3 separate regions of the Homo sapiens genome follow, and regions 2 and 3 are each linked to region 1. Evidence: chromatin loops called from intact Hi-C (ENCODE). Cell type or tissue: B cell. All regions are shown on one strand. Each heading gives the region's core, and the rest is flanking DNA. Links, peaks and the distances in the headings are about the cores only. Region 1 overlaps RRAS2 (RAS related 2). Region 2 has its middle 22 kb from the start of RRAS2. Region 3 overlaps SPON1 (spondin 1).

Region 1 (10,575 bases), core at 1,802-6,801:
TCTGTCACCCAGGCTGGAGTGCAGTGGCATGGTCTCAGCTCACTGCAACCTCTGCCTCTCAGGTTCAAGTGATTATCCTGCCTCAGCCTCCCAAGTAGCTAGTACTACAGGCATGCGCAACTACGCCCTGCTAATTTTTGTGCTTTTAGTAGGTAGAGATGGGGCTTTTCCATGTTGGCCAGACTGGTCTTGAACCCCTGACTTCAGGTGATCCACCCGCTTTGGCCTCCCAAAGTGCTGGGATTACAGATATGAGCCACCACGCCCGGCTGCACTCAAGTATTAAAAGAAGTGAACATCCATATAGGATTTATTAGGATAGTTACTCATTTGACAGGTATTTCTCTAGGGTTTACACATAGAAAAGCCTTCAGGATTTTGCGAAGACAGGGTTTCCTTTTCCTGTATAAAGGACAGCTTTAGTCCTAACAGTGAGGGGAAATATCATGAAAATGATTCCTTTATTCTTCCTGCTCCGTTTGAAAATGACCTGATTCTCTTTTAGAAATGTGGCTTATTTTACAGTTGTCCTCTTCATACATTTATTTACTTATTTAGAGACATTCTCTCACTCTGTTGCCCAGACTGGAGGGCAGTGGTGCAATCGTAGCTCACCTCAGCCTTGCACTCCTGGGCTGAATTGATCCTCCAGCCTTGGCTTCCTGACTTGCTGAGATTACAGGTATGAGCCACTGTGCTCAGCTCCCCTTTGTACATTTAGAGTTTGCAATGATTTGTTTTGTAGGGAAAGATCAAGAGGAAAAACTAGTAAGTTCATTCATCATCTGCTTCTTGTTGATAGAGGCTACGTTTCTTAAAAGTAATTACCTTTGAATTTTGTTTCCCAAATAATTTAGTGAAATGTCAATATGAATTCATCTTGCCTTTTAAGATTTTATTTTATTTTGGGATGGAGTTTCGCTTTTGTTGCCCAGGCTGGAGTGCAATGGCACGGTCTTGGCTCACTACAACCTCTGCCTTCCGGGTTCAAGCGATTCTCCTGCCTCAGCCTCCTGAGTAGCTGAGATTACAGGCACCCACCACCACACCTGGCTAATTTTTGTATTTTTAGTAAAGATGGGGTTTCACCATGTTGGCCAGGCTGGTCTTGAACTCCTGACCTCAGGTGATCCACCTGCCTCAGCCTCCCAAAGTGCTGGGATTACAGGTGTGAGCCACCATGCCCGGCCTAAGATTTTATTAATACAGATATTCTGCATCTTTACAGGTCTGTCTTGCATTTTGCAAACACGTCTGTTCTTGGTAAGGTGTATACGTTTTGAATTCTCTTCTTCCATAACTTGGATGATTGAGAATCTGTGGAACTCCACCCAACACCTATAAGGGTAGCAGTGTTAAATGGCAGTACATTAACATCTATGCCTCCATAGTACCTTTTTCTAAATTTACTCTTACCACACAGAAACTATAGTATCTCCTTCATTCTAAGGCACACATTAAAAAATTTCTTATTTTAACACCTCTGTAATTAGGTGCATTTTCTAATTGATGTCATCCTCCTGTCAACAAAAGGTGGTTATTTGTTCTCTTGTCTTGCCTCCTACTTGACTATAAGTAGACTCCTTGAAGGCAGGAACTGATAGTCATTTATTTTTGTTATTTCCAATGTCTCATTTGCAGTAGAACCCAAAGTTTGGTGAATTACAATGTAACAATTTTCGGGATATCTTAATAAGTGTTAGTTGAAATGAGAGTTTCATTAGGACACTGTTTTTGGATTGTTTTGAAACAGGGTCTTATTTTGTCACCCAGGCTAAGTGCAGTGGTGCGATCATAGCTCACTGCAGCCTTGACCTCCTGGGCTTAAGCAATCCTCCTGCTTCAACCTCCCAATTAGCTAGGACTACAGAGGTGTACCACCGTGCCTGGCTTTATTTATTTATTTAGTAGGTAGAGACAGGGTCTTGCTATGTTGCCTAGGCCAGTCTTGAACTCCTGGGCTCAAGCAATCTTCCTGCCTTAACCTCCCCAAGTTCTGGGATTATAGGCATGGATTGCTGTACCTGGCCTCATCAGGATACTTTTGCAGGGGGAGATGTAAAAACTGTAAAAAGGAGGGCCTGGAAAATGCTAATATACATAGTTAAATGCTATTCCTACTTTTCCCTCCTTTGTACCCCTTCTGTCTTTCTCTTTTGGTTGATTCTCTTCAGACTGATGCATACCTCACCAAGAAAGCATTGGTTTTAGCAGATGTGAGTGAAGTAAAAAGACTAAGAATTTTATATTTTTATTTATGACAGGCTATTTTTTGAGCATCTTTTGGATATTGCACTGTGCGATTGTCACTTTCCATTATGTAAATGAGGAAACAGTCAAATATGTTCAGAGACGTAAAATTTTAGTCCAAGATGGTGGAAGAAGGACCAAACTTCCTGTTATGGGTTTCTGATCTGGGCTTTCTGCTTTAAAATCTCTTCTGAACTACGTTTTTTTTGTCTTTTTATTAGTTTAAAATTAATGTTTTTAATAGCTCTGTGGTTTTGAGACTGAATTTTTACATTCTTATCACAGTAAATGTTTGCTTAAAAAGGTGGAGTTGATCTGGTCTCCCTTTATCTTGCCTCTGAGTACCCTAAAATGTGGATTTAATTTTAGTGCTAGAAACTGTTTAGTGGGTCTAGTTGTTTTCCTTAATTAAATTTAAGCTTTTACATGTGGGTGATTAGAAAAGTCTTATCCAGAACCTCAGTTGGCATTTTTTAGAAATGACTGCCATGTAGTTTTTTTTTAGTAGACTTTAAGAACTTTAGAGTTACAGAAAACCTGAGAAGATAGTATAGGAACTTCCCATATATCTGTCACCTAGTTCCTCTATTGTTAACACGTATGGTACATTTGTTAGAATTAATGAACCAATGTGGATACATTATTATTAGCTAAAGTCTATACTTTATTCAGGTTTCCATAGTTTTTACCTAATGTCCTTTTTCTGATCCAGGATCCCATCAAGATAACACATTACATTTAGTTGTCATGCCTTCTTAGGCTCCTCTTGGCTGACTTTCCTTGTTTTTGATGACCCAACTATTTTGAAGAGTACTCATTAAGTATTTTGTAGAGTGCCCCTCTATTAGAATGTGTCTAGTGTTCTTCTCATGACAGGTGTAGGGTTATGGGTTTTGGGTTAGGAAGACCACAGAGGTGAAGTACCGTTTTCATCACATTATATCAAGAGTACATGCTGTCAGCGTGATTTGTAACTGTTGATGCTGACCCTGATCATCTGGCTGAGGTAATGTTTGTCTGGTTTCTCTACTATGAAGTTGCTCCCTGCCCCAACCCTTTTCCATATTGTATTCTTTGGAAGGAAGTCCTTATGTGCAGCTCACACTTACGGAATGAGGATGCTGTCTAATTTTGAATAAACATTTAAATAGTAGAGGCTTAGTTTAAAAATTTACCTGGAGTTAGTGAGACTTTTGCTTTTTATAACAAAAACCATGGCTATTTAAATGAAATATTAAAACATGTGCTTGCATTTGGCTGGGCATGGTGGCTCCTGTAATCCCAGCACTTTGGGAGGCTGAGGCGGGCGGATCACTTGAGGCCAAGAGTTTGAGACCAGCCTGGCCAACATGGTGAAACCTGGTCTACTAAAAATACAAAAATTAGCCAGGCATAGTGGCGTGTGCCTGTAGTCCCAGCTACTCTGGAGGCTGAGGCAGGAGAATCACTTGAACCTGGAGGCGGAGGTTGCAGTGAGCCGAGATCGCACCACTGCACTCCAGCATGGGCGACAGAGTGAGACTCCATCTCAACAAAACAAAAACTACAAAAAAACCATGTGCCTGCATTCAAAGATTTGGTTTGGCAATAATTTTCAAGCTATTTTTCATTCTCAGTATTTCAACATTTGCTATTACATGGCAGCTGTTAGATGTTCCTCTTTATTTTATGGCATCTAATTGATAATTATTTTTTGAAAAAAATGTAATGGAAATGTGGAAGAACATTAGTCAAGAGCTCTTGAATAAAATTCGTTAATATTTTGTTCTGCATTTATTGCTTTTCTGCACTTCTTATTTCTGCATATATTATTTCTAAAATTGAGGATTTGGTTGATATGTAAATTATGATTAGAGACCAGAACAGTTTAGGACCCAAAATGATCAAGGGAAAGCACCTCGCTGGAAACCCCCATGACAATAAAACTCTCCTTGTAGTTCCCATTTGTATGTTTCAATTATAAGGCTTATGTTAAAATTAGATCAGAATTTCCATCATAGACTCTCAATTTCATAGTTGTGTAAGTGCCATATAAACCTAATTGTAAACAAAGGCATTTAATGATGGACATTATTTGAACAATTTAAGATCAGGTTATTTAGCTCACAGGCTAGAAAATACATGTCTAGTTTCACATTTTAAAGTTGAGAGATTGTGAAGATGGGCTTTGGTTCTAAAGGTGAATTTTATAGTTTTTTCTAATGATTTTCCAGATTTTCTACAATGAAGATGTGTTGTTTTATAACATAATAAATTAAAAATACTTGCTAAATTCTTTTTTCTTTACTGATTGCTCTTGAGACTTACTGCATTGTAAACAAATGACTATTTTAGATGTGTATATTAATTTCCTAGGTCTGCTGTAACAAACCACCTCAAACTTGGTGGTATAAACAAGGGAAATTTATTTTTTCATAGGTCAGAACTCCAAAATCAAGTTGTTGTCGTGCTGGTTGATTCTGGAGTCTGAGGAAGAATCATTTCCATGCCTCTGTCCTGGCTTCTGGTGCTTATCAGCAGCCCTTTGTGCTCCTTGGCTTGCTTGTGGATGCATCCCTCCAATCTCTGCCTCTGCCTTCATGTGGCCTTCCTCTCTGGGTTATTTTCTGTGTTTTGCATCTCACCCTCCTTTCTCTTATAAGGACAACAGTGGTTGGATTTAGGTCCAGGGCCATCTCACTTTAATAACTGTAAAGACCCTATTTCCAAATACGGTCATATTCATAGGTACCAGGCATTAGGAGTTGGATATATCTTTTTTGGATGCCACCATTCAGGCCACTACAGTGAGCAAGCCTCTTCCTGCATTTGCAAATAAGCACTATGAAAGTACTTTTACTAAATGCAATAATAGCTATAGAATCTGACCTATATTATATGCATATAAATGTGATTCAGAGTTACATGTTTACTTTCTTTTCATGTGGTTTACAATTGATGTGGCATTCTTTTACTATGAATTAGGCTGAGCACATACAGACAAGCTATAATTTGTGTCTCTAAATGGTGTGAGCAGGGTCTTAAATTCTGTGAACATGTGCTGTTTAGCTCTTGACTTTTTAAACCTACGTACTTGGGTATTTTTATAAGATAAATGTTTATAGTTCCTTTTGATATGAATCATGTTTGTCTCCACATAAAAGTTTAAAATTATCCCTAGCGACCTAGTCTGATTTAAATTTGTGTGCCATAAGATATTTTATAAAAACAGAATTGCTGGTAGAATGAGGTTAAGTAATCAAAAGTAAGACTGGTTGTCCTTGGTGTGAATAGACAGCCACTTTCAGAGAAGTGCTGGCCCGGCCTCCAGGCATGTGGTTTGGAGGGAATCTCTGGTTGAGAACATTTGCTGCTGCTGCTTTCCCATTTTGAGATGAACTTGATGAGGAATTTAGTTCTTCGTATTATTAGGAAAGTAAAACAACAGTGATACAGGTGTGAGATTGCTTTTTTGAATTTTATTGTGCCATAGACCTATATGTCTTCACTAAAACATAGCTCCACAAGTGCCAGAACTGGCTGGGTGCAGTGGCTCACACCTGTAATCCCAACACTTTGGGAGTCCTAGGTGGTAGGATTACTTGAGGCCAGGAGTTGATGACCAGCCTGGGGAATATAGTGAGACCTCATATCTACAAAAAAATGAAAAAATTAGCCAGGCGTGGTGGCATGCACCTACAGTCCCAGCTACTCAGGAGGCTGAGGTGGGAGGAGCACTTGAGCCCAGGAGTTCAAGCCAGCAGTAAGCCGTGATCGGGCCACTGCACTTCAGTGCGGGCAACAGAGCAAGATTGTCTCTAAAAATAACAAAAAACAAACAAAAAACAAGTGCCTGAATTATGCTGGTTTTATTCTTATTCAGAACCATATCCTAGCTTGTAGGTATTAAGTACACAACAACTATTTGTCAAATGAATAGTATATCATAGATGCTCTTGAAATCTATGTGGCATTTCAAGACGTGTCTTATTCTTTTCAATGGCTGTTTGCTATGCTGTGATAGATATGCTGTAATTCATGTAACTAGTCCGTGTTCTCCCCTTAGGGATATTTAGGCTATTAAGAGTTTTTCAGGCCGGGCACAGTGGCTCACACCTGTAATCCCAGCACTTTGGAAGGCCGAGGTGGGTGGATCACTTGAGGTCAGGAGTTTGAGACCAGCCTGGCCAACATGGGGAAACCCCATCTCTACTAAAAATACAAAAATTAGCCAGGTGTGGTGGCAGGTGCCTGTAATCCCAGCTACTCAGCAGGCTGAAGCAGGAGAATTGCTTGAACCTGGGAGGCGGAGGTTGCAGTGAGCCGAGACTGAGCCATTGCACTCCAGCCTGGGCAACAGAGTGAGACTCTATCTCAAGAAAAAAAAAAAAGTTTTTCACAGTAACAAAGCTACCATGACATATCTTGTTTGTGTGTGTATGTTTATGTAACTTTCGTAGTTTGCAGTGTTAATTTCCTTCATTCATGGCTATGTTCTTGTGAAACAAGCACATTTTAAAATATATTATTGAAATAATTTTCCAGTATAACTGACCTATATTTTCTTAAATACATTTAAAGTACTTTTATGTTGCCAGGCGCAGTGGCTCGTGCCTGTAATCCCAACACTTTGGGAGGCTGAGGTGGGCGGATCACCCGAGATCAGGAATTCAAGACCAGCCTGGCCAACATGGTGAAACCCCGTCTCTACTGAAAATACAAAAATTAGCTTGGCGTGTTGGCACGTGCCTGTAATCCCAGCTACTTGGGAGGCTGAGGCAGGAAAATTGCTTGAACCAGGGAGGCAGAGGTTGCAGTGAGCCGAGATTGTGCCACTGCACTCCAGCCTGGGCTGGAGAGACTCTGTCTCAAAATAAAATAAAGTACTTTTTTATTTTATTTTTATTTTTTAAAGACAGATTCTCGCTCTGTTGCCCAAGCTGGAGTGCAGTGGTCTGATGATGATAGCTCACTGTAGCCTGAAACTGCTGGGCTCAAGTGGTCCTCCTGCCTCAGCCTCCAGAGTAGCTGGATTATAGGTGTACCCCACCACACCGGGTCAATTTTTAGGTTATTTTTTTATAGGTCTTGCTATGTTGCCTAGGCTGGTCTCAAACTCCTAGCTTCAAGCGATCCTCTCACCTTGACCTCCCAAAGTGTTGGCATTATAGGCATGAGCCACTGCTTCTGGCCTAAAATGCTTTTAAATTTGTTTCTCCTCGAATCAGTGAAAAATCCTTTGCCACAGAGTTTTGAAAAAAGTATCAGAAGCAGTGTGTATGCACACACTGTTTTGATTTCCTCTGTGGGATGGTTCTTGGCTAATCCCTTTGAAAGGAAGTATCAGAACCTGTCTGTCCATTGCATGCAAGGCTGGGAAGGAAAGCAGTAGCCACACAATAGGTTACAATTAGAACACTGAATAAGAAACAAGGAAGAATTCCTTCCATGCCTAAGAGAGATGCATAACCTTAGGGTGACCATATGTCTACTTGCCTAGGAAAGTCCTGGTTTATGCCTGTTGTCCTGATGTAATTATTATTAGCATCCTCTTTGAGTCCCAGTTTATCAGTAACTTATATGGTCACCCTACTTAATCTTTCAGTTCTTTTTTTCCTTATCTGTAGAGAGAGAGCAGTGCCTGGTATATAGTAAATGTCATGTAAGTGCTTGCTGTCACTGTTATTATGATTACTTGACCTATCAGCAACCCTTATCTTTCGCTCCTTCTTAAATTATTTTCTTCTCTTGGCCTCCTGGCTACCATTTTCTTTGTTCTCTTCCTACTTTTAGCTGCTCCTTCTCAGTTTCCTTGCCTAGATCTTTCTCATTTTCCTGACCTCCCAACAGTGAAGTACCCCAGGTCCCAGTCTCTGTTGTTTTCTCTGTCTGATTCGTCTTGTGACAATACCATCTATCTCCTGACTCCCAAATTTGTCTTCAGCCCCACCTTCTCAGTGAATCCCAGACTCATTTCTGTAGGTGTCTAATAAGTGTCTTAACAGAACATGTACAAAACCACTCTGTATTCTTCCTCCATTCTCTACCCCACCAGCCTGTTGCAGCCCAATAAATGGTACCACCATTCTTACAGTTAATTAGGCAGAAAAACTTGGCATCATCTTTGAGTCTTTTCTGACAGACTCTGTATCTACATCCAGTTTATCTGCAAATGCTGTTGGCCCTCCTTTGGAAGTAAACACGGATCTGGCCACTTTACACCTCCATTCCAGTCACCTCCCTTCAAGCTGCAATTTTCTTTTCATGATTTATTGTAATAGCTTCTTAAGTAGTCTCTGATTTCACCCTTGACCTATAATCCAGTCTTCTGACTGCAGCCAGTATTACTTTTCATATGAAAGTCAGAACATTTTATTCATCTGCCTCAGACCCTCTAGTGGTTTTCATTTCACTTTGAATAAAATCTGAAGTCCTCACTCTGGCCTGCAAGTCTCCGCCTGCCTCCCTGTTAATTTTCTGAACTCATTAACCACTCTCTCATGTTTGTTGTTGTAGCTACACTGGCTGTCTTGCTGTTCTTCAGACATGTTACAGTACTCTCACCGCACTGCCTTTAACTTAATGTTCCCTCTGCCTGGAATGATACTCTAGATCACAGCATGGCTCACTCCTTCAGTTGATCCAGGATTCCCTTCTCCAGTGTCACATTGTGCGTGGAGCCTTCTCTGGCTATCTTATGCAGTATCATATCCTCCCCTCCAACTCCTGCTGTTGCCAGCCCCCTTCATTTTTCTTCAGAGTTCCTATCACCTCTGATGTATTATGTTTGCTTATTTATTGATGGTCAATACTTCAAGAAACTGCCAGCCCTCTAAGAGCCTGGGGATTAGATCCTCAGCTCCTGACACAATGCTTGGCACATTATAGGTGTTCAGTTAGTATTTGTAGATTAAGTGGGGTGGTGAGTGAGCCTAGGGAAGATTCTTGTGGCAGTTTTAGCAGTTTAGTAATAGAACATGTGCTGTGGAAATCACCCCCTTTAATTCTAGTTTTGCTTCTACAGACCATTCTCTGTTCTAGAAGAGGTGAGAAATGAAATTGGGGTTTAGGATATTGGTAGGTAACGGGATAGAGGGGAGAGGAAGTGAAAATGGAAGTAACAGTCTAGACTCTGGGAAGCAAAAGTTACAACTAGAAGTGAGTTGGTTACCTACCTGTTTATGGGGCACCCTTCCATTTCTAAGTTTGGAAAGGAAAAGAGCCAATTTTTGAATACTCAGTTTTAGTTAAGCAGTGTACTGAGTACTTAACAATATCATTTAATCTTCACAATAGCCCTTTCAAGTAAGAATCATTATGATCATCTTTTAGGTGAGGAAATTGAGACTTAAGAGATTAAATAACTTTCCCAAGATGATACAGCAATTAAGCGGGGTATGTAGGTCTGACTGCCTCTAAAATACATGCTCTTTACTTCATAGCACCTGAAGGGGGAGTCTGTGTGCAGTAGTTCACATTTCATGTGGAGCTGTAAAGTACAGAAAATGTTCACGTTTTACTCCTTGTAAAAAACTCTTGAAAGTGTCTCTCAGCTTTGCAAGTAATTAAATTTGGTGTCAGTGAGGAGTGACTTACTGCAAATCCTACAGCTATAAAGTAGCAGAGGTAGGGCTTCAAGCAAATCTTCCTCTTTTAAAATATGATATTTTGCTGTATTCCACAAATTTAAAACAAGGAAGTCCTCGATAGCACCTATAAATTATATTTGGCATATTGTAGGAGCTAAACGTGTCATAATAAAATTATATAGCTGGAAAGAGTCTTAAAGAGGTCATGAAGGGCAAACCCCTCATTTATAGGTGAGAGCCAGGAAAGAGGTTTAAGAGATTTACTCATCTAGGAGCACTGAGCTAGTTGTTTGTATAGCTGGGACTAGAATCTAGCTTTTATTACTAAAGAGTTTATGTTTAATCTGTCTAGGTCTTTCGAAACTCTTGGGTTCCTTCTTTCATTCATGTATTTCAAATTTGAAAGCTACAAGAATTGTTTTCCTTCCATCCATATCTCCTAGCAACCCAGTTAAACCCACAGGTAAAGTTAATCAGTTTCTTGTGTATCTTTCCAGAGATATTTTGTGCACATAAAGCAAATACATAAACTGTGGGTATTTAACAACATATCTTGCAGATTGCTGTATATTAATGCATGAAGTCATTCCTTTTTTTAATGGTTATATTCATATTGAATGAACCTTTCGTAATTTAACCAGGCATTTGCTGAATGACATTGTCCTTGCTGAAGCACATTGTGTTTCCAGTCTTTTAAAGACATTTCACTATGAACAACCTTGTACATATCATTTCTTATATGTGCAGACCTATCGGC
Region 2 (10,575 bases), core at 1,823-6,822, 68 kb before region 1:
TCCTTACATATAGTAAGTAGGTGAGAGTCTTTTGAATTGTGAATTGTAATATAGTATAATTCTCATGATAATTCAGTGAGGTAGGAATCATTATTTCCATGTTATAAATGAGGAGTCTTATGCTCAGATTGATTAAGCAAATTGACCAGGGTCACATGGCCGCTGGTTAAAAGGGAACAAAAAACCAATGAGTGCCATTCCAAAGCCTGTGTACCATCTATTCTCCGCTATGCTTTAGGGATAGGCAGGTTGCCTGTCTCTGTCCACTGTGCCTTCAGTTGCCAGTGGGTTGATTCCAAAACCCAATCCTCTCATTGATCAAGGGACCTCCATACCCAACTACTTTCTCAATTTCATAGGCAAACTCGGCATTCTCAGACCAAACCAAATTAAAACACAACCACCACAACTAGAAAACCCAATGTCCCTAAAGTTGAACTAAAGATCACCCTAAAACGTGCTCCCCCCTAGTACCCTGATCTCAGTAAATGGCACCATCATTCACCCTATTTTTCATTCCAGTAATGTTGTAGAACTTTATTCCTTAGTTCAGCTAAACTTGGGTTCTTGCCACAGGACCAAGAAAATTAGGCATGTGGATGCATTGAAGGGCAAGTAAAGCAGAACTTTATTGAACAAAAAGGAAAAAAAGAAAAAAACAACTCAGCAAGTGAGATGGAGTCATGCTAACAGGCCCTCCACTTCACAGATTCATTCCCACCCAGGTCACCACTCAGCTGAAGAGAACAGGCTCCTCCGCTGCCTAGGGCACAAACTTCCTGAGGCTCCACCCCTTTCCCCCAGTGTGCAGGTGGACATTATTCAGAGAGAATCAGCTGGGAAAGGGTGGGCTTCATCTGGGACCAGCAGTCTGGTTTTTCAATCTTCAGGCTTTTTTAGGCTTGAAGCTGGGATTTTGCTGGGGACCCTTGGCTGTCTTCTGTCTCTATCAGTAACGTGAGTGTTGCCTTTAACATGGCCTTCTCCCTTTCTCTTTTCACATGGAATCAGTCATTGAGTCCTGATAGTTTTATGCCTCATTGGTCTAGTCACCCCACTTCCCTAACCCATGTCATTAACATCTCTTGTCTGAATTATTGCAAGAGTCACCTAACAGGCCTCCATGCCTCCACTCTTGCATCCTTCCAATCTGGTCTTCATTGCAGCAGCCTCTTACTATCACCATTTTGCTTAGATGATTTCCTATTACTCTTTGGGGAACATCCAGAATCTTTACCACAGCGTATACATCATGTTACGATCTGTTGTGTGTTCGCATAGCATCCTCTACCTTTCCTTTGTGGCAACTGTCACATTTATGATTAGCCACTTCATTAATCATTTATATGATTATTATGTCTCTACATCAAGGTCTGGGCCCTGTATTCTAGTCCTCACTCTGCCACTCACTGTGCTGCCTTGAGCAAGAAGCAAGATCATTGCTTTTGTGCCAGTCTCTTTTGTAAATCCTGTTTATGTATCTGTGTCCTTAGCTGACCTCTGAGTTCCTTTGGGAAGAACTGGGCTAAAAACCAAGTCTGTCTGACTTCAGAACCTAAATTTCCTAATCTTTTTTTTTTTTTTGAGATGGAGTTTCACTCTGTTGCTGAGGCTGGAGTGCAGTGCCATGATCTTGGCTCAGTGCAACCTCTGCCTCCCGGGTTCAAGTGTTTCTCCTGCCTCAGCCTCCCAAGTAGCTGGGATTACAGGTGCACACCACCACGCCCAGCTAATTTGTGTATTTTTAGTAGACACGGGGTTTCACCATGTTAGCCAGGCTGGTCTCGAACTCCTGACCTCAAGTGATCCGCCCGCCTCCACCTCCCAAAGAGCTGGGATCATAGGTGTGAGCCACTGCACTTGGCCAATTTCCTAATTTTTACAGCAGAACAAGAATTAGGAAAATGTGTAGATGAGGAAACTGAAGCCCAGAGTGGCAAAGAAACTTGCCCAACATCACACAGAGCCAGAGTGAGAACTCTAGCCTTCTGGCTCCTAATCCAGGGCTTGTTCCTTCAGCCCACAGCCTTCCCAATAGCAACACCTGGCAGAGGCTAAGCAGAGCTGAAAAGATTGTTCTTCTGTCTACCTTGAGTGTTGGCAGCATTATTGCTAGACTTTGTGGGGTCTCTGTACTCCACCCTCCCAACCTGAATCTTATTGGTGCTTAGCTCTGATGAGCTCTGCAGGTTATCCTCACTGGTCCAAGGCAGCACTGCTCATCAGCTCTGCAGGGGCCTTTAGGTGAGGAAGACATATCCCTGTTGGGCCCCAGAGGACCCATTTGAGTTTCAGATTATTACCTCATAGTCCTTGACTGCCATAATTTTCTTTGGGATCCATGTAGGCTCTGCTAGCTCATATGGCACCTTAGAGCATATTACAAGCAGGTACCCCTCAGGTGAACAAATTGTGAAAGGCAGCTCCTCTGGGAGCCCAGTTAAAACAGCCTCCTCTCTGCCTGCTGCCTCAGCCTCAGGTAGGAGATCCTGAGTTGCCTCCTCTGCAGGTGTCTTCCTTCAGAGTACAACCCGCCCCACCAGAAGCTGTGGCCTGATAGTAGTTCTGAGCCCTGGAAATTCTACAATTCTTCTGGCTACTTCTCTTTATCCTGTGCAATTTGTCCAAAGCCTATTCAGTACCTACTTGGGAAGATGAGCTCTATATAACTCTGCCTCTTCACCTGCTATCTCACACCAACCTCCTAATCATGGCTCTTCCCCTCCTGGAGTTCATAATCTAAGGAAAGAGACCAGGAGAGAATCCAAGGTGGTTCTGGGGTGCCGCCCAAATTGTATCAACTTACCTTCTCTTAGACTCAGACAGGGGCATATTATTAGGCTCTCATGGGCACAAGCCCTGACTGAGGGGTCAACAGGATGGTGGGAGGTAGGGGGAGTGGAGGGACCTAGGGAGAGGTAGTGTGTAAAGGGAGCCAAAGACATAGGACTGGAGGTTAGGAGGCATCAGCCTGTCCCTCCCATAATGGGTTATCCTGGGCAAGTCTGGTCCTTTTGCTGGGCCTCTGTCTGCTAGTAGAGTCTGCAAAGGGAATTGGCCCTGGTGATATCTAGGATCTCTGTCAGTGTGGACATGCCATGATGGGCTCTGTAAGGGGCTCATCAAACAAGAAGAAGAGAGTTTCCCAAAGTGTGCTATACATAGCCTGCACACATTATGCACTCGGACATCTTACGTGGTGATATTATTTGGATCTGTGTCCCCACCCAAATCTCATTTAGAATTGTAAGCCCCACGTGTTGAGGGAGGGAACTGGTGGGAGGTGATCGGATCATGGGGGTTGTTCCCCCATGCTGTTCTTGTGATAGTGAGTGAGTTCTCATAAGAGCTGATGGTTTTGAAGTATGGCACTTTCCCCCTGCCTCCTCCTGTCACAAATGTGAAGAAGGTCCTTGCTTCCCCTTCCTCTTCTGCCATGATTGTAAATTTCCTGAGGCCTCCCCAGCCATTCGGAATGGTGAGTCAATGAAACCTCTATTCTTTATAACTTACCCAGTCTCCGGTATTCTTTATAACAGTGTGAAAACGGACTAATACACGTGGCATATAAGATGACATTAGGTGGTTAGAGAATGAACATTTTAAATTTAATGGTTATGTATTTCTTAATAAAGTAAATTATATCAGGGAAAATATAGAACAAACACTTAAGGGAGTAATATATATTTTTTATTAGGAAATATTTTTTGTTAGACTGTTTTAAAGAAAAAATATTCGTTAACTAAATGTACATGTGGCATATAAATACAGCAAAACACATGAAGATGGTATGTAAACGACTGATACTTGGGGAATGCGGATTTAGAGAACATCCCATTTTTTCCTGAGGGCACTTGTCTTGCTTAACCTTCTCCTCTGTACTAATCTTTTCTGATAATGAGTACAACATCTGATCGTGGTTCCTTTTACACTTTGACTGCTGTGAAACTCAGAACTCAACTCCAAACCCAGTGTCAGAAATGTTATTGATCTTTATATTGGCAGGTGTGTGCTCTCCTTTGCTTTGGACCTGATTTCCTTCCCAGTTCTAAGCTATCACTGCACTATAGTCTTCCATTTTAAACTGTGGAAAGTGGAAAGTGATGATTTACCAATACACACAAATAACATTCAAAATTAAAGAACTACGAAGTCCTGAAATGTATACATCTAGCGAACAGGGACTGGCATCAGCTTATCCTTCATAATTTGCAAAGCAGTTTTCATTACTCTTATATCATTTGTATCTTCATTAATAAGACTCACGGCTACCTCTTGGGACAAATAGGATCATTATATCCATGTCACAGATAGGGAAGCAGAGGCATGAATGTGACCTGCTCATGGTCACATGGGTTGACAATCAAATCTAGGTCCTCTGACTCCTGTTTTTATATTTCTTTTGCGTCACCGTAATTTGTGTTTTTGTCTTTTTAAAGTAAGACCGATAGCCCCCCTGGGTGGAAATGGAGGGGAGAGCTGCCGCCCCGCGAGGAATGCCAAGGGCTCCTGAGCGCGCAGCACATGATCCCCGCCTGCCTTCGTTCCCCGGGCACTGCTCCGCAGCGGGCGGGGCGGGCGGGCTGCCAGGACGGCCTGGCCAGGGAGCCGCTTCATGATGGCTCCGCTGCAGCGGCACGCGGGCTCCGGCGGTCAACGCAGCGCTGGGCAGGCCCCGGCCGGGGCTAGCTGTTGCGGAGCCGCTCTGCCTGGTTGGCTTGGCTTTTCACAGGCTTACAGCTTCCTAGCTCCTCGAGCACAGCCTGCTAGCACCCCTCGTCAGCGGCGCCAGCGGCACCTGGGTGCCCGCGCGGTGCCCCAGCATGTTCTAGCTCAGTGCCCTTCCGGAGCCACGCATCCGAGCGCGTCGCCCCGGGCCTTCTGGGCAGAGGCTGGGGCGAGCGCTCCGCTAGGGAGAGGGCTGTCTGCTGGCGACCGTCGGCACGCCAGCCTGCCCGTTCTCGGATCGGTCCAACCCATTTCTTTCCTCTGCCCTTCTCTCCTGTCACCTGCGCACTTTGCTCTCAGAGAGAAAGTCTTTCACTTAGTTCTGGTTTCCCCAAGCACCGGGCTGTGGGAGATGTTGGAAATTCTGGCAATAGTTTCCTAGGCACACAGTCAGCGTGATTTTCTTTAAAAAAAAAAAAAAATTAAAAGCGGGAGAGGAAATCTCCTCCTCTCCCCACCTCTTTAATTAGGCAAACAAGGTACTCAAGGTAGGAAAACACGAAAAAAGCAAAATAGTATAAAGGAAAAATACAAACATTTCTTCTAACTACCCCTGCCTCGCAACCCAAGAGCAACTGTTGTTAACATGTTAGTATCTGTCCCTTCAGTATTTTATGCCTGTGATAGCATGCTTTATTCTCTGTACAAAAGAAAGGGTGTCACGTTGTAGTTATTATTTTGTAAGTTTTTTTTTGTTGTTGTTGTATTTTGCTTAGCAGTAAATCATGAACATTTTCTGTACCAACCAATATTCTTTTACAATACGATTTTTTTTGTTTGTTTGTTTGAGACGGAGCCTTGCTCTGTCGCCCAGGCTGGAGTGCACTGGTGTGATCTCGGCTCACTGCAACCTCTGCCTCCCAGGTTCAAGCGACTCTCCTGCCTCAGCCTCCTGAGTTGCTGGGATTACAGGTGCGTGCCATGAAGCCCAGCTAATTTTTGTATTTTTAGGAGAGACGGGTTTTCACCAAGTTGACCAGGCTGGTCTTGAACTCCTAGCCTCAAGTGATCTGCCCGCCTCGGCCTCTCAAAGTGCTAGGATTACAGGCATGTGCTACTGTGCCCAGCCTACAATATGATTTTTTAATGGTTGTGCAGCATCCCATTCTATGGATATATCATAATTTATTTAACCAATACTCTGTTGTTTGACATTTAAGTAGTTTCCATTTTTTTCTACTACAACAATGCTATAATAAGGATTCAAGAATTTACATTTTCATGCCTTATCTCTGATTATATTCTTAAAATAAATTCTTGGAAACCAGTATTGCAAAGTCAGTAATACACACATACTTAAGGCTTTATCCCAGGAGCTCCACAGTGGTTTTAAAACAAAATTGTTATTTAATGTAAAAACAACATTAGAGCAACAATAATGAATTCTTCAAAAGAAATATCCACAAAAATCCTTCTCTAACAAATGGATGGTTTTTATTTGTTCATGTTCCTGTCCCTCTCTATATGCAAAGATAATTTTTACAGCTATGCTAAACTATTATGGTTCCCAGGAATGCATACTCACACTGGCTACAGGGTCTCATTGAAACCATTTAGCCAAAAGAGGCTGGAGTCCAGCTAAGCCTGTAGGACTGGACCTAGAAAGCTGTTCTGAATCTAAGGCATCTCTCTAGAATTCTTGATCCTCAGTCTAACACTGCTGTTTACCTAAGTTAGCTACTCTTTGGGCTTTCCTTTTTTTCTGTGTCTACCTCTGTCTCTCTGTTCACCTGGCTGACTTCTTCACACTGTACTCTATCTTTTCTTAGCCTAATATTTTCTGGTTCCTTATAACACATGAGTTCATAGCCTCTCATGGCCCTTGCTTGATGACATAGTCTATATTTTGTTTTCGTTTTTTGTTTTAAGACACAGGGTCTCACTCTGTTGCCCAGGCTGCTGGTGAGCAGTGACATGATTATAGCTAATTTTTATTTTGTTTTATTTTATTTATTTTTTTGAGATGGAGTCTCACTCTGTCACCCAGGCTGGAGTGCAGTGGCGCGATCTCAGCTCACTGCAACCTCCACTTCCCGGGTTCAAGTGATTCTCATTCCTCAGCCTCCCGAGTAGCTGGGATTACAGGCGCCCACCACCATGCCTGGGTAATTTTTGTATTTTTAGTAGAGACGGGGTTTCACCATGTTGGCCAGGCTGGTCTCAAACTCCTGACATCAGGTGATCCACCTACCTTGGCCTCCAAGAATGCTGGGATTACAGGTGTGAGCCACCGTACCCAGCCTAATTTTTATATTTTATTTTATAGAGATGGGGTCTCATTATATTGCCCAGGCTGGTCTGGAACTCCTGGCCTCAAACAATCCTCCCATCTCAACCTCCCAAAGTGCTGGAATTAAAGATGTGAGCCACTGTGCCAAATAATTCTCTAAGTATTTTTTTTTTTGAGACGTTTTGCTGTCTCCCAAGCTGAAGTGCAGTGGCACAATCATACCATGCTGCAGCCTCAAACTTGGGCTCAAGTGATCCTCCTGCCTCAACCTTCAGAGTAGCTGGGACTACAGGTGCATGCCACCATGCCCAGCTAATTTATTTATTTATTGTAAAGACGGGGTCTCATTATGTTGCCCAGGCTGGTCTCCAACTCCTGGCCTCAAATGATCCTCCTGCCACAGCCTCCTAAAGTGCTGGGATTACAGGGATAAGCCACTATGCCTGACCATTCTGTGTATTCTTTAAACTTCAGCTCCTGATTCGATTTGCCTGATTCTCTTGGTATTCTACCAATTTTGATTCCAAAGGATGAGAATCTTACTGGACCAATTCACCCCTGTTTGAGCAGAGAGTTTTGCAATAAGCATCTCAAAGGATGTTGGGTACTCTGGATCAGATGTCCACCCCTGAGCCAATCAGCTGTGTGGAGTGGAGGGTGGTCAGTGAGCCACACAGCACAGAACATGTTTATAGCTGCTCTGCTCATCAGGTGCAGTGGATGATTCAGTTCCTTTAAAGGTGACAGTGGCCACTGCAGATAGCTGGGTTTGTATGTATAGTACATAACATAGATACAATTACTCATTCTAGGGTTTTAATTACTATTATGTCATAAACATATAATAGCTTCAAAATTATTTATCTCACTACAGGCATAGTGGCATAGTATTTCATCTAGTGGATAGACTGTAATTTATTTAAGCAATCTCCTATAGATAGACATTTAGATTTAGTTATTTTTTTAAACCAGTTTGGAAAATTCTGTAATGAACAACTTTCTCTCTCTCTCTCTCTCTCTATATATATATATATACACACACACACAAATATATGCATATATATGTATATATTTTTACTTCTTCTAGATTTTTCCCTTAGGGATATATCAATAAATAATTATATGAGCTGCAAGGAAAGAAAACTTCTTAAAATTGCTTTTAAAGTAAGAGGCTATGTTTCTCATATAACAAGAGATTCAGAGGTGGGTGGATGTTGGCTTTGGTTCTCTTGGCCATTTTCTCATGTTTATGTTCTCAAAGTGGCTGCTGAAGTTGCAGTTGTAACATCAGCATTCATGGCAGAAAGAGGTAGAGATAATGCCAGTCAGGTCTACATTTTTGTCTTTATCATCCCCAGATAACCTCCAGTGGATACAGACTTAATGTCTCATTTGATTAGAATTGTGTTACATGGCCACCTCCACCTGTAAGGGAGACTAGAAAAATAAGCATTGTTCCAGTCTTGTCACTGGAAGACAGCAAAGGAGAAAACAGTTGGTAAGGTATATTAAGCCAGCCTTCTTGGCGATCCACAAGGGCTTCTTAAATGTGTTGAAGCTGCAGAAACCTTTCAGCAGACAAAATCTTGCCTGGAAGCCTATTTGGAAAAGGTGATGAAAGTGGAGTTGCTCTGGTTGAAGTGGGGGTAGGAAGCTGAGAGCTTTATGTGGTCGGCATCTCTGAATATCACCCAGTAGTTGATAAATATTTCCTGCTTTTCAGCTGTCCAGCATCCATATCATCCTGCAATTAGTACCCAAGTCTTCTGCTTGAGGGTTCCCCATATGTGTGTAGATTTGAGAGGTAGTTCCCATCACCCATTAGGAAACCAGAGACCTAGAGTCTTCACCCTCACCTCCTGCTTCCTTGAAAAGCCTGAGGCATGTGATTTAGGTTCAGTCAATCAGACATCCTTTCTTATGAATCACGGGCATATGACAGTTTGGGGGTAATTAGAGGTCATTTTCCTCTCAGCAGCAGTGCCACATGCACCTAACTGTTCTTGCTCCGTGACCTGTAGTGTAGTTCCAGCTGCCTAGCCCTCTGGAATTCTCTTGTTTCCTGCCTATTTTCAGAACATGGTTTTGTAGCTTCTCATTGATTCTGTTGTGTCCAAGTTTTCCCTGTGGATTGCCCTTTTGCTTAAGGTAATCAGGGTTAGTTTTTCTTGCTTATAGCCCCAAACCTTGGTTAATGTATATCCCTACTATCAGTTCCACAGACAATTCTGTAGCACTTCTTGGCTTGCCAGAAGCATAGTTTAAAATCTGCTGCCTTGGGATAAATCTCTTGGAATGGAATTAAGGAACAAAGGTACAAATAGTTTAAAGTTTCTTGATAATTATTGCCAAATACCAGTCCAAAAGTGTTGTACAAATTTACCTAACCACAAGCATTGTGTATTATCATTGTTTTGCTTTTTGCTAGAATAATGGCAGGGAAAAGGTTCTCATTAATGTTTTAATTGCATATGCCTGAAAATAAGAAGCTAAGCATTTTTACTTATGTTGACATTTTTCAACTTATGGATAATATGTTTACTCAGGCTTTAATTGTTCTTTTTATGATATGAACTTTATATAATTTAAATATTTATTATTTGCTTTACTGAAAACTTTTTATTTTTATCTTGTTACTTTTCTTTGTTCAGAAGCTTCACTTTTTTTTTTTAAGACCAGGTTGGGCGCGGTGGCTCACACCTGTAATCCCAGCACTTTGGGAGGCCAAGGTGGGCGGATCACCTAAGGTCAAGAGTTCGAGACCAGCCTGGCCAACATGGTGAAACCCCATCTCTATTAAAAATACAAAAATTAGCCAGGCATGGTGGCGGGCGCCTGTAATCCCAGCTACTTGGGAGACTGAGACAGGAAAATCACTTGAACCTGGGAGGCGGAGGTTGCAGTGAGCAGAGACTGTGCCACTGCACTCCAGCCTGGGCAACAAGAGCAAAACTCCATCTCAAGAAAAAAAAAAAAAAGAGAGATGAGGTCTCACTAAGTTGCCCAGGCTGGTCTCGAAATTCTAGGCTCAAGCAATCCTCCCATCTCACCACTGCCCCCCACTAACCTCCTGTACCTGCCACCCAGTAGTTGGGATTACAAGCATGTACCACTGTAATAAAAATCTTTTCCTTCATGATTTCTTCTTTGCTTTAATGCTTTGAAAGTTACCATTCCTTCAAAGATCTGATAAATAGTAAATTCAATTTCCTGCAGTTTTTCCGTGATTTGGCTTTTCTATGTTTAACTCTTTAATAGTCTAAGATATATTTTTGTTTATGGTATAGAGGTATGAATCTAAATTATTACTGGCTTTTAGATTCATATGCTTTTGTGAATACCAAAACACCCGGGCTTATTGGGTGTCTTTGTTTTGCTTTGTTTTGGGTTTTTGTAACGCAAAGAAAATTTCCCAGGGAGCCATGCCTTGTTATTCAGAGAAATGTGAGTAAAATGGAAAAAGAAACTTTTAGATAGAAACAAAGACAGAAGGAGAGAACAATTGGAACAGAGACAGAAAAGCTGAGATAGAGACTAAAACAGAAACAAAGATAAGTGAAGGAGCAAAGAGCAACAAGCCAAGGGAGGGAGACTAAGATCTAGAGGAGGAGAGGGCT
Region 3 (10,575 bases), core at 2,864-7,863, 77 kb after region 1:
AGGTTCTCTGGCTCTGTTTTGCTTTGGATGGTGAATAAAGCACCATAAAGTTATTTTAGGGATAACTGGGGAAACTAAAGTAATTTTTTGAGGAATAATTTGATAATTAACATTTTGAAGGAAAGCACTGAATGGTCTTCATAGGGCAAAAATCAGAACTTTGTTGATTTTGCTCAACTTTGAGGTTTGGTTGGGTTTTTATTTTCAATTACACACTGCGGGTGAGGGGTGCCATGATCTTTGCAAGGCTGGAGGCCTCCACAGGTCCAAGTTCAGCTCTGGTGGGGGGCTTTCCCTAGAGTGGAGTCAGCTGGTCCTGTATGGCCCCTTTCCCTGGCCTGGGCCCAGCAGTGCTCAGACACAATAGTCCATTGTGTGTGGAAAACTCCAGAATGTCACCAGCTGGGGAAGGAAGGGCTTTGTTGCCAACTGAACAGATCCCTGAGTTCCAGGGGAAGAGACTTGCTTGGCTGGCTCATAGCGACAAGGCTACAGTCCTTAGAGTCGTGCCTGGCAGCAGGCGCCTAGAATGCAGTTAGAATGCATTGTGACCTTCTCCCTGGTTGGGTACCTTGCCTAGAAAATCCCACAGCCCCATGGAAACTGAAAGGAAGGAGGACAGTGGTGTCTCTGAGGCTCAGGCCCAGAGGTTATAAAAAGCTTTCTGGTCCATGGCTTCCCATTTACCATGCAGGAAGGGGCTGCTGGGTGGTGGTGGTGCAGAGGAAGTTGGCTTAGCCAGACCCAGCGTGGTCTGGGCTCCTACAGACAGTCCTGGGTGAGGGGAAGGGCCCACAAGGACAGGGCAGCGGCGGTGAGCCACCCAGGAAGCTTGCAGCCTCCTCCTAGGCTCAGGCTCCCCGGGGTACCCTCTTTCCATCAGATGAAAAAAATCTTGGGATGCACAGACACCCCAACATTCACATGTCTGCAGGCAAAGCATTTCCCAACAGAGCAGTTACATTTCTCATGCTCTGAGAAATATATTTATTTGTTTACAGTGTATCCCTTCTTCCCTCCTAAGAAATATCTGTTGAATGACCGAGAAGTTGTTTATCTTGAAGTCATATATGGAACACAACCTATCTGTCTCCTGAGTGCCAGCTCCATGTCTCCCCAGACCTGGTTTTCCTCCAGTCATCTCATATGCCTCATGGCTGAGCCCTTCCTCTGACCTCAGAGTCCTGCTCCTCCTCCAGCAGCCCAGCCTGGGTTGAAGGCACAGCTCAGGCGTGCCTGAGCCGGGTGCCAAACACCAGCAGCTCCCTTCACCCCCGACACCAGTCAGGCTGAGGATTCCTGTGTTCACCTCCTTCCACAGTCTCCCCTCTGGCCACCCCATCTCCAGTATCTTCTTGCTTCCCCCAATTCATCCTCCACTTGCTGCAAATCTGACGGTATCTGTCTCCTGCCAAAACCCTTCAAAGGCTCCTCACAACTTCCATGACAATTTCTTACTTCCTGAGTTTTGCTTATGGGGTCCTCATCATCTAGTTCTGCTCCACTTTTTTTTCTTTGATTTTTAATTCCAGAATAATACACACATTGTGGAAAATTTTAGCATCACAGAAACTCACAATGTAAATGTTGAACACAGTCTACTTCAACAGCAACCCTGCCTTCTGTCTCCTTCTCCGTTTCCAGAATATTACAGCATGGTGTGTATCTTTCCAGATCTTCTACGATGCACATGTAAGGATGTGTGTGTGTGTGTGCAGGCATTATATTTAGCTTTCCCACCAAATCTGTGTCATACTGAATATCTTGTTCTGTACCATGACTTTAAAATATTTCCTTAATATCATATCACGGGAAACTTTCCATCAGTACGTACTACATACTATGTACACTATATACTATATATCTTAGCTCTCTTTTTTGATTTTTAAAGTGTTGGATATCTTCAAATTATGGCAAGCCAGGTCAAGACTTAGAAAAAGGAAATCCAAGATATCAGATCCTGGTAATGAGATACTGTCTGATGACAGTCTGTTTGCTCTTGAAGAAATATTTCACTAGAAAATAAAATCAATGTGGGTGGAGTGAAGGTGGCTGCCAAGTTAGCTGGCCATGCAGATTCACCTTGCTTTACAGTTAAATTCTGGTTTACAGGTCCCAGCTGATATAGTGATTTTGCTTTTGTAATATATAACTACACACACACACACACACACACACACACACACACACACACACACACAATATTGCTTCTTGGCCTTTTGGCCAAGATCAAATGTATAACTCCACAAGTATAGTTTGGAACCTACATTACCATTTATTTATGGTGATGAAACTCCATTTAGACCTATGGAGGCTCCAAGGATGGTGGGACCATATGTGTGGGCATGACAGCTTCCTGCTGTAAATCTTTTCATCTAGTGGTTACACAACATCTGCAGGGTCAACAGCTTATTGTTCTCTTTTTTGGTGATCATTTGAGTTAAATGAAACAAGAAAGCAGGAGCATTCTACCACATTTATTTAAAAAGCTAAATATTTTTGTTGAAGCAGCAAGTTATCTGGTAGAACTTAACTTCTATAAGGATCAGAGAGAATCTTGCTCATTCATGGCCATATCACCATGCCTACGGCCGCTCAGTAGATTGTTGAAAAAGCAAAGCCACACCATTCTCTTTGATGTATGCAGAGAGTTATGTAGCAGGGGATGTTCTCTAATTGATTCCACTGGCACCATTAGTAAATATTTAGTTGTTTTCATAAATGATGCTGTGATGAAGACTCATGTACGTATTTATTTGCTCATACATCCAAGGATTCCTGTATCATTGAGTCATAGGAGTGATCAAAATGTGAAGCAAATTTAAAACTGTGGTCTGCCCTACCAAATTGCCCTCCAAATGTCTGTACTAATTTCTACTCCCAGCAAGGATGTGTATGTGCCCATGTTCTCAATTTAGGGCACACGGGATACTATCCATCTTTTTAATGTTTATGAATCCAGCAGGCAGGAAAGTAGCATAGTTGAGAAGCATAAGCTCTGGAATCATACCTGAGGTCATATGCTAATGGTACCATTTACTAGCTCTGTGTTTTTGTTTTGTTTTTGAGACAGGGTCTCACTTTGTCACCCAGGTTGTAGTGCAGTGGCACGATCTCAGCTCACTGCAGGCTCAGCCTCCCGGGCTCAAGCAATCCTCCCACCTCAGCCTCCTGAGTAGCTAGGACTACAGGTGTGCACCACTACTCATGGCTAATTTTTGTATTTTTGTAGAGATGGGGTTTCGCCACATTGCCCATGTTGGTCTTAAACTCCTGAGCTCAAGTGATCTGCCCGCCTCGGCCTCCCAAAGTGCTGGGATTACAGGTGTGAGCCACCGTGCCCTGCCAAACTCTGTTTTTTGGCAAGTCTTGTGACCTCTCTTAGTTTTCTCATCTGTGAAATAGGGTAAAAAGAGGATCTTCTGCATGTGCTTGTTAGGGGGACTAAATGACAACTCATGTAATGTGGCAATGAAGTGCCTGGCACATAGCAGGTGCTCCACAAAAATTACTGATCATTCTTATTTTTACTTACATTCAGGGTAAGTTCATATCAGAATTGACTTGCGCTGCCTGAGTACAGAGACTGGAGCACACAGTTGCAGGTACAAACCCACAAAGCCTCAGGAGAACTTGCCTCCATTGAAAGCCAAGCTCTGAGTCCCAGGGAGCATATGATGGAAGGCTTATGTAGCTTGGATGGGGGCACTAGGGCCCTGGGCATTTCACATTCTGAAGAATGAAGGACTTAAATTCAGAGTAAGCAACCCACACTTCAGACTTAAATGAAAAGCTTATTTTAACAAGTCTCTAAGGCACAGACAGGAACTTTCAAGAATACTTAGAGCCCCTTCTCAGCTCCCACAGGACCCTTTTCAAACAAAGTGTCTCAGGGCATCCATCGTTCATGGTTCATTTGGATGATGCCAACACTTTTCTAAAGACATACCAATTAAAATAGGAAAAAACCCAAAGATACTACAGGTCACTCATATTCATCTTCCATTTTGCTTTTGTAAGCATATTGTGGGGATACAACAGCTGTACTTGTACCTCACAGTTACTGGTACCAAATGGGAAGAGCATATCCCCTAACAGGCCATGGGCTGAGGTCAGGTCTGGAGGGAAGCGGGTTCATGTGGAATGAAAACAGATCTGGGACAGATCTGTTCTGGAGGCAGCAATTACATCAATACCAGGAGATAAACAGGGTGGTCTGAGCAGAACAGAAAGTAAGACTGTGAGTCTAGGGTCGGGGCTGGTGTCTGAACCAATCTTACCCCACGCTGACCCTCCTCTGCACTCCAGAGCCAGCCACCCAATGAGGAAGAGCTCCACACATCCCAGCTGTGCCCACAGCAGAAGGCCAGAGTCTGTCACATCCCCCTGCCCCTTTCTTCCTAACTTTTTGACTTTGTCTTCCAGTCCTGAACCACAAGCCATTTCCTCATCCTAAACATTCCTTTGCTGCTGGTAGCACTGAGGCTCAGACCTCAGTGTGGAGTCAGCCTGGCCAACTTGCCTGATGCCCCTACCATCTCTCCTCCCCACAGGAAGAGAAATGGGATGCAATCCATGATCAGAGAGGGAAAGGAATAGAAACAGGTGGAAACAGCAACAATAATAAAACAATAATTATTTATTTTTTATGTGCTAAGCATCTTGCTAACCTTGCAAATTGCCTAATAGACAGCATCTGATTTAATCCTTACAACACATTTGCAAGGTGGATATATACGTTTTAATCCTCAGAAACACATTTATTTGGCCAAATTAGTTTCACAGTTAGTTAACTGGCTGAGCTAGAGTTTAGACCTCAGTCTGATTCTAGAGGCCACACCCGTTGCCACCATGAACCCAGGCAGATGGGGCCTGAAAGTGCACACTGTGGCCCAGGAGAACCAGGCCCACCCCTCCTACTTCTGCTGCTCTTAAGGGCATGTCCTAGCCTACTTTCAGTTCTGCATATCACAGCCACACGTGGAAGAATATCAGACCATGTTCACAACACTGAAAGTTACTGCTGTTCTGACGACCGGTTTGATGAAGCCGGGAAGGCACAGGCTCCTTGGGCTGAAGAAAAACTGTCTGCTACTAAACAGGGGAAAACCCAGTGCCACTAATTGCAAATGCAGTGATACGCAGCCACACACACAGTGTGCATTCCCCCATTCAACAGCTTGTTTCTTACAGAAAGCTTTGGAAATAGCTATCACGCTGTCCACTGCAGATGAGGAAGCTGTGGCTCAGAGGAGTCAGGTCATTTGCTGACCACACAGGAACCACGATTCCAACGCATGTGTATCTGACTCCAAACTCACATTCTTTCCACTTTCCCTGACTGTCCTTCTTCTCCATCCTTCTCTCCTCCCTCCCCCATGTTGCTCATTTTGCAGTGAGAGCACAGCTGACCCTGGTTGGTGGCTTTCTCCAAGGAGCCCTTGCTTTGAGGCACAGGATCACTGGGGTTCCCTCTGGGAGAGCAGTGTCTGGAATCTTGCGTGGAGACCCCGGTGAGCACTATTTGGCCCCATTATTTGCTTTTTCTCTTTCCCAGTTGCCATGCACAAAAAATATCCATCCTGACAGCTTCTACCTCTGAAGGTAACTTTTTCATGCCTGGGTGAGTGTTCTGGTGATGAGTAGCAAGAAATGAGCCATTTTATGAGGTGATAACGGGGCTGTAAGCATCTTTAAAACCAATTGTGCCCAACAGTAGCCTCCCCTCATTTCAACAGCCTCTGGGCTTCTCAGGTCATAAATAAAACAGCTCATATTTGGTGGCACTTTGCAGTTTGCCCATGGTCTGCACTGCTGCTCTCTGAGGAAGGCAGGAGGGTGTCCCCATTTCTCAGGTGAGGCAACTGAGACTCACCTCTCCTCTGACAGCAGACTCACTGCTCCCGTCAAGGTCACCAGTGACCTCTCCGTGCCAAAGCCAAAGTCAGTGCCCAGCTCTCAGCTCTTGTGACCCCTCAGCAGTATTTGACACAGCTGGTCACTCACTCCCTCTGCCTTGAAAAGCTTTCTCCTTGGCTCTGGGACTTGCTGCCTCTGATTTTCTTTCCACTTCATCAACTCTTCCTTCTCAGTCTCCCTCGCTGACTCCTATTCACTTTCCTCTAAAGCTTGAAGTGCCCCAGGGCTCAAGCCTTTGGTCTTCTCTTTTATCCACACTCCCTTGGTGATTTCATTTAGTCCCCTGCCTTAAAAAGCCAACTGTGTATATGCTGATGATTCCTAAGCTGTAATCTTCTATTGCAAACTAGCCTCTGACTCTAGACTTGCATATCAGCCACTCAACATTTTCATCTGGGTATCTAAGTGGCATCTCAAACTCAACAACGTGCCTGAAACCAAACTCCTGATCTTCCCCTCCCTAAGCCCAGCCTCCTTCATTCTTCCCATCCCATTACATGGCAATGCCGTACTTTCAGTTCCATCCACCCTGGATGCCTCTTTCTCTCCCACCCTGCAACTGATCCATCGGCACACCCTGTCAACTCCACTTCCAAAATATCTTCATGATCCAACCACTTTCCGTCTCCTGCCTGCCTCCATCCTGATCCAAGCCACCATCATCGCTCAGCTAGATGAGTGCAGTTGCTTCCTAGCAGGTCTCTCTACCTCCCCTCCCTTCCTCCAGACTCTTGTTCGTGCAGCAGTCATATCATGCCATTCCTCTGGCCAAAATCCTCCAGTGGCTTTGCATCTCACAGCAGACAGGACCTTGCTCTGGTCCCCCACACCCTCCATGGTCTGCCTGTCCTCCTGAGCCTCATCTCTTACTACTCTTCCACAACCTGGGTTTCGGCATCCTGGACTTCTTATGTATCTTTAAACATGCCAGGCACACCTTGCACTTGCTGTTCCCTGTGCCTGGAATGCTGTTCTCCCAGATACCAGAGCACTCTCTCCTTTGTTTCCTCCAGGTCTTTGCTCAAATGTCAACTTCTCAGTGAGGACTTTGATGTCCATGGCAGGTCCCTGCCCCCTTTTTGACTCAGCATCCCTATTCCTTTATCCCACTATCTTTTCTTCATAACATTTGCCATTGTCCAGTTGACTGTGCATTTTGCTTACTTTTTTTTTTTTTTTTTTTTTTTTTTTTTGAGGCAGGGTCTTTCTCTGTTGCCTAGGCTGGAGTACAGGGGCATAATCATGGCTCACTGTAGAATGACCTCCTGGGCTCAAGCCATCCTTCTACCCTCAGCATACCAAATAGCTGGGACTACAGGTGCCTACCACCATGCCCAGTTAGTTTTAAAATTAGTTGTAGAGATGGGGTCTTGCTTTGTTGCTCAGGCTGGCCTCACACTCCTGGGCTCAAGCCATCTGCTTGCCTCAGCCTCCCAAAGTGTTGGGATTACAGGCGTGAGCCACCATGTCCTGCCTTATTTACTTTTTATTGTCTATCTCCCCCTGCTAGAATGGAAGCTCCAAGAGGGCGAGGGTGTTTGTCTGTTTTGCTCACTGCTGTACTATCAGTGTTTAGATCTGTGTTGGGAACACGCTTAACTAATACTTGTTGGGTGAATGAGAGGCTGTGATGAGGAAGGGGCTGGTGTCCTCCGAGGCCCAGTCCGTGGGCACTCCCTGGACCTAGGATGGAGCCAGCGCAGTGTGAAGTGACACTCATCGACCTGGGTGTCAGCTGGAGGCGCTGGAGGAGCAGTGAGAGTCCCAGCATAGAGCCGTGCCAGCACTGCCAGGTAGAGGAGGGGAAGGGACAGCATACAGTGACCACTTTGGGAACCGTGGTCAGAGCTCACAGGTTCTGAACCTGGCTCAGGTGGGCTGGCTGGCCGTTCATAAGTGCTCATTCTATGCCCCGTTCCCCGGGAAGCAGCCACCATCACAAGCTGCTGTCTGATCAACTATTTTAGAGCAAGAGAAAGTATCTGAAGCCCATTAGCAGATCCACTAGAAGATGATGCGTTTGCACAGAAGCATTTCAAATTCAATTTCTTTTTATTTCTTTTCAAACACAGCTTGTAATTTCGATGGGAAAATTGCATAATGTCCGTAGATAATGATTTTCCCCTGAGATGGTTTTGTGGAAGCAGCTTGGCATTTCTGAAGCCAGAGAGGAAGGGACCATCAGAGCTGTTCCGGGCCTGCCCCACTGCCCCTCCGCCCAAGGGCTGCCTCCGGTGGGTGGGAGCTCTGAGGACTCACATCACCCTATGACCTTCTGTGTGCTGGCACTGGCCATCGGCATTTACTTAGCTTGTCCTTTGGTAACTGAAGTACCATCCTGGATTTAACCTCATTTTCTGCATTTTTATTATGTTCTTTTTAGTGCTCACACAAGTCTGCTGCTCCCCTGAGTAAAATCAGTGAGCAAAGGAGCAGAAGAGGCTGATGGGGCATGCCTGCCTCCCATCCCACCAGCCCCCAGGACCTGCTCTTCCGTGGTCCGCCTCCCCATCTTCTACCTGACCTTCAGCAGTCAGAAAAACCTTAGTGCCAAGGCCAGAGCAAAGAAGGGAAAAGGGGGCCACAGCAGAAGGTATTCGAACATCACGTAGGTGATGCCAAATCCAAACAGGAGAGAACATCAAGCAAGGGCTGTCTGCCTTCAAACAGAAAGGGCTGTGAGGAAGCCCAGCCCATGATCCAGGCCAGATCTGACTGGAGGTGCCTCAACCTGTAAGGGTAGTGCCCCTTTCAGCACCCCTAACCCTACCCCATGGGAACACATCCTGTAGTCTTCAAGAAACAGCACTGGGGGTCGGGTGCTTTGGCTCACACTGTAATCCCAGCACTTTGGGAGGCCAAGGTTGATGGATCACCTGAGGTCAGGAGTTTGAGACCAGCCTGGCCAACATGGTGAAACCCCATCTCTAAAAGTACAAAAATTAGCTGGGCATGGTGGCGGGCACCTGTAATCCCAGCTACTTGGGAGGCTGAGGCAGGGGAATTGCTTGAACTCAGGAGGCAGAGGTCGCAGTGAGCTGAGATTGTACCATTGCACTCCAGACTGGGCGACGAGGGCAGAACTCCATCTCAAAAAAAAAAAAAAAAAAAAAGAAAAAGAAACAGTGTTGGACACTCCTCAACCATGATTCCCATCCCCACTGCCATCCCAGGGCAGGTCCCGTCCCAGAAGCCAGCATTAGAGCAGGGGCCGCATTGCATCCCTTCTATATCCTCAGCACCAGCCTGGCTTGTGAGAGGTATGCAGGGAATATTTAAGGGATAAATAATGAATTAGTTAATTAAACAATTAGTTAATAATAAGCTAGAGGAAGTCTCTGGCCTTGGCTGCCCTCCCAGAGGGTTTAGGGGCTGTTGTTCAGAGTGTGATGGGACTGGAACATGGCTGAGGGGTTTGTGAGCAGAAGAGTGGTATGACCTGATTCATATTTTTAAAGGATCCTGCTGGCTGCTCAGGGAAAGTAACTGGAGTGGGGCAAGCTGGGGAGCAAGGACCCCAGGCAGGAGGCCATTGCTGTGTCTGGCGACATAGGGCCAGGGAAGAGCAATGGAAGGGGTTCAAGGCATGGGATGCAGATATATTTTACAGGTCGGCTCAGCGTTATCTGCTGATGGATTGGATGTGAGGTATAAAACAAAGAGGGGTCAAGGATGACTCCAAAAGGAGGTGTCATGTAGGAAGGTAGATATATGAGGCCGGAGCTCAACGGAGAAGTCCAGGCTGGAGACGTAAACTCCAAGTCATCAGCATAGAGACTGGTAGTTAAAACCACAGGATAGATTACCTGGGGAGTGAATGGAGGCAGAGGAGAGGATGGGGGAGAGCAAAGCAGACTAAGGTATAATGGCCAGAGAGATAGGAGGACACCAGGACCTGCCCAGGGCCTCTTCAGAAACCCTGTGCTTACCCCACTACCTCTGCGGCCTCTGTTTACTGCTGCCCTACTGCCCCCCCTGCCATGTGCTCACTGCTGCCGCCGCTGCCCCACTGGCCACTACTGAAAATACAATGGAAGCAGGTTCAGGAAAGACAGAGGTGAATTAGCGGAACCAGCAAGCCCAGACAGCGCTTTTTGAGAAGTCGGCTGTGGAGTTGAGAAAAATGGCAGTAGCAGGAAGGACATGTGATTATTTTTTGAAAGATGTGTGATATGAGGGCAAGTTTGTATGTCCAAGTGTATAATCCAATATAGAAGATAAGCTCATATTGCAGGAGAGAGGGAGGGTGCACTTGCAGGAATGGATCCCTAAGGTGAGATCCAGACCTGGGAGGGAGGAGTGGTCTTCCAGAGTTGCCAGAGTGGGGAGGGAAAAGGGAAGCAGAGGACAGAGCTGCAGATGCTCTGGTTACTGGTTATCTGCAGGTGCTCTGGTTAGTGGTTACAGGCATGAGCCAGAGAGCATGTGGGTTGGGTTGCTGGGGCTGATGGTGAGGACTCATTCATCCAGCAATGATAGATGGAGCCCCTAGTCTGTGCCAGGCCTATTCCACGTGCTGGAGAATGAGCCCTGAACAGAAGACACACCCATCCTTGTCCTCAAGGAGCTTACATTCCGGAGGAGGAGGCAGACATAACAGCTACACAGTGTGTCCAGTGCTGATTAGCTCTCCGGGGAAAATATAGCCGGGAAGGG

The links. A loop is a pair of places that touch in the nucleus more often than their neighbours do. Peaks named below come from ENCODE experiments on the same cell type or tissue, not always from the same donor. Only the 100,000 strongest peaks of a DNase experiment are listed, where the experiment ranks them.
Region 2: a loop joins it to region 1, with 3 times the contacts of the local background. A loop is called at or near these places in 2 of 110 quality-filtered maps.
Region 3: a loop joins it to region 1, with 10 times the contacts of the local background. A loop is called at or near these places in 2 of 110 quality-filtered maps.

The regions. Positions count from the first base shown.
Region 1 is chr11:14,307,913-14,318,487 of GRCh38, reverse strand. All of the region lies in intron 1 of RRAS2 (RAS related 2), which reads left to right. Among named protein-coding and RNA genes, the nearest start is that of RRAS2, 46 kb to the left of the region's middle. RefSeq lists enhancers at 5,730-5,779, 9,392-9,521. In B cell, for the core only: no CTCF peak of the experiment used is centred there; DNase peaks (open chromatin) are centred at 2,377, 3,017, 4,147, 6,117 and 1 weaker place; H3K4me3 peaks cover 3,871 bases; H3K27ac peaks cover 5,000 bases.
Region 2 is chr11:14,375,449-14,386,023 of GRCh38, reverse strand. No RefSeq gene overlaps it. Among named protein-coding and RNA genes, the nearest start is that of RRAS2, 22 kb to the right of the region's middle. RefSeq lists an enhancer at 4,683-4,902 and a silencer at 4,807-5,101. In B cell, for the core only: no CTCF peak of the experiment used is centred there; a DNase peak (open chromatin) is centred at 4,823; H3K4me3 peaks cover 1,335 bases; H3K27ac peaks cover 945 bases.
Region 3 is chr11:14,232,216-14,242,790 of GRCh38, reverse strand. The region is part of intron 6 of SPON1 (spondin 1); the gene reads right to left. Among named protein-coding and RNA genes, the nearest start is that of RRAS2, 120 kb to the left of the region's middle. RefSeq lists an enhancer at 5,171-5,220. In B cell, for the core only: no CTCF peak of the experiment used is centred there; a DNase peak (open chromatin) is centred at 5,010; H3K4me3 peaks cover 658 bases; H3K27ac peaks cover 1,547 bases.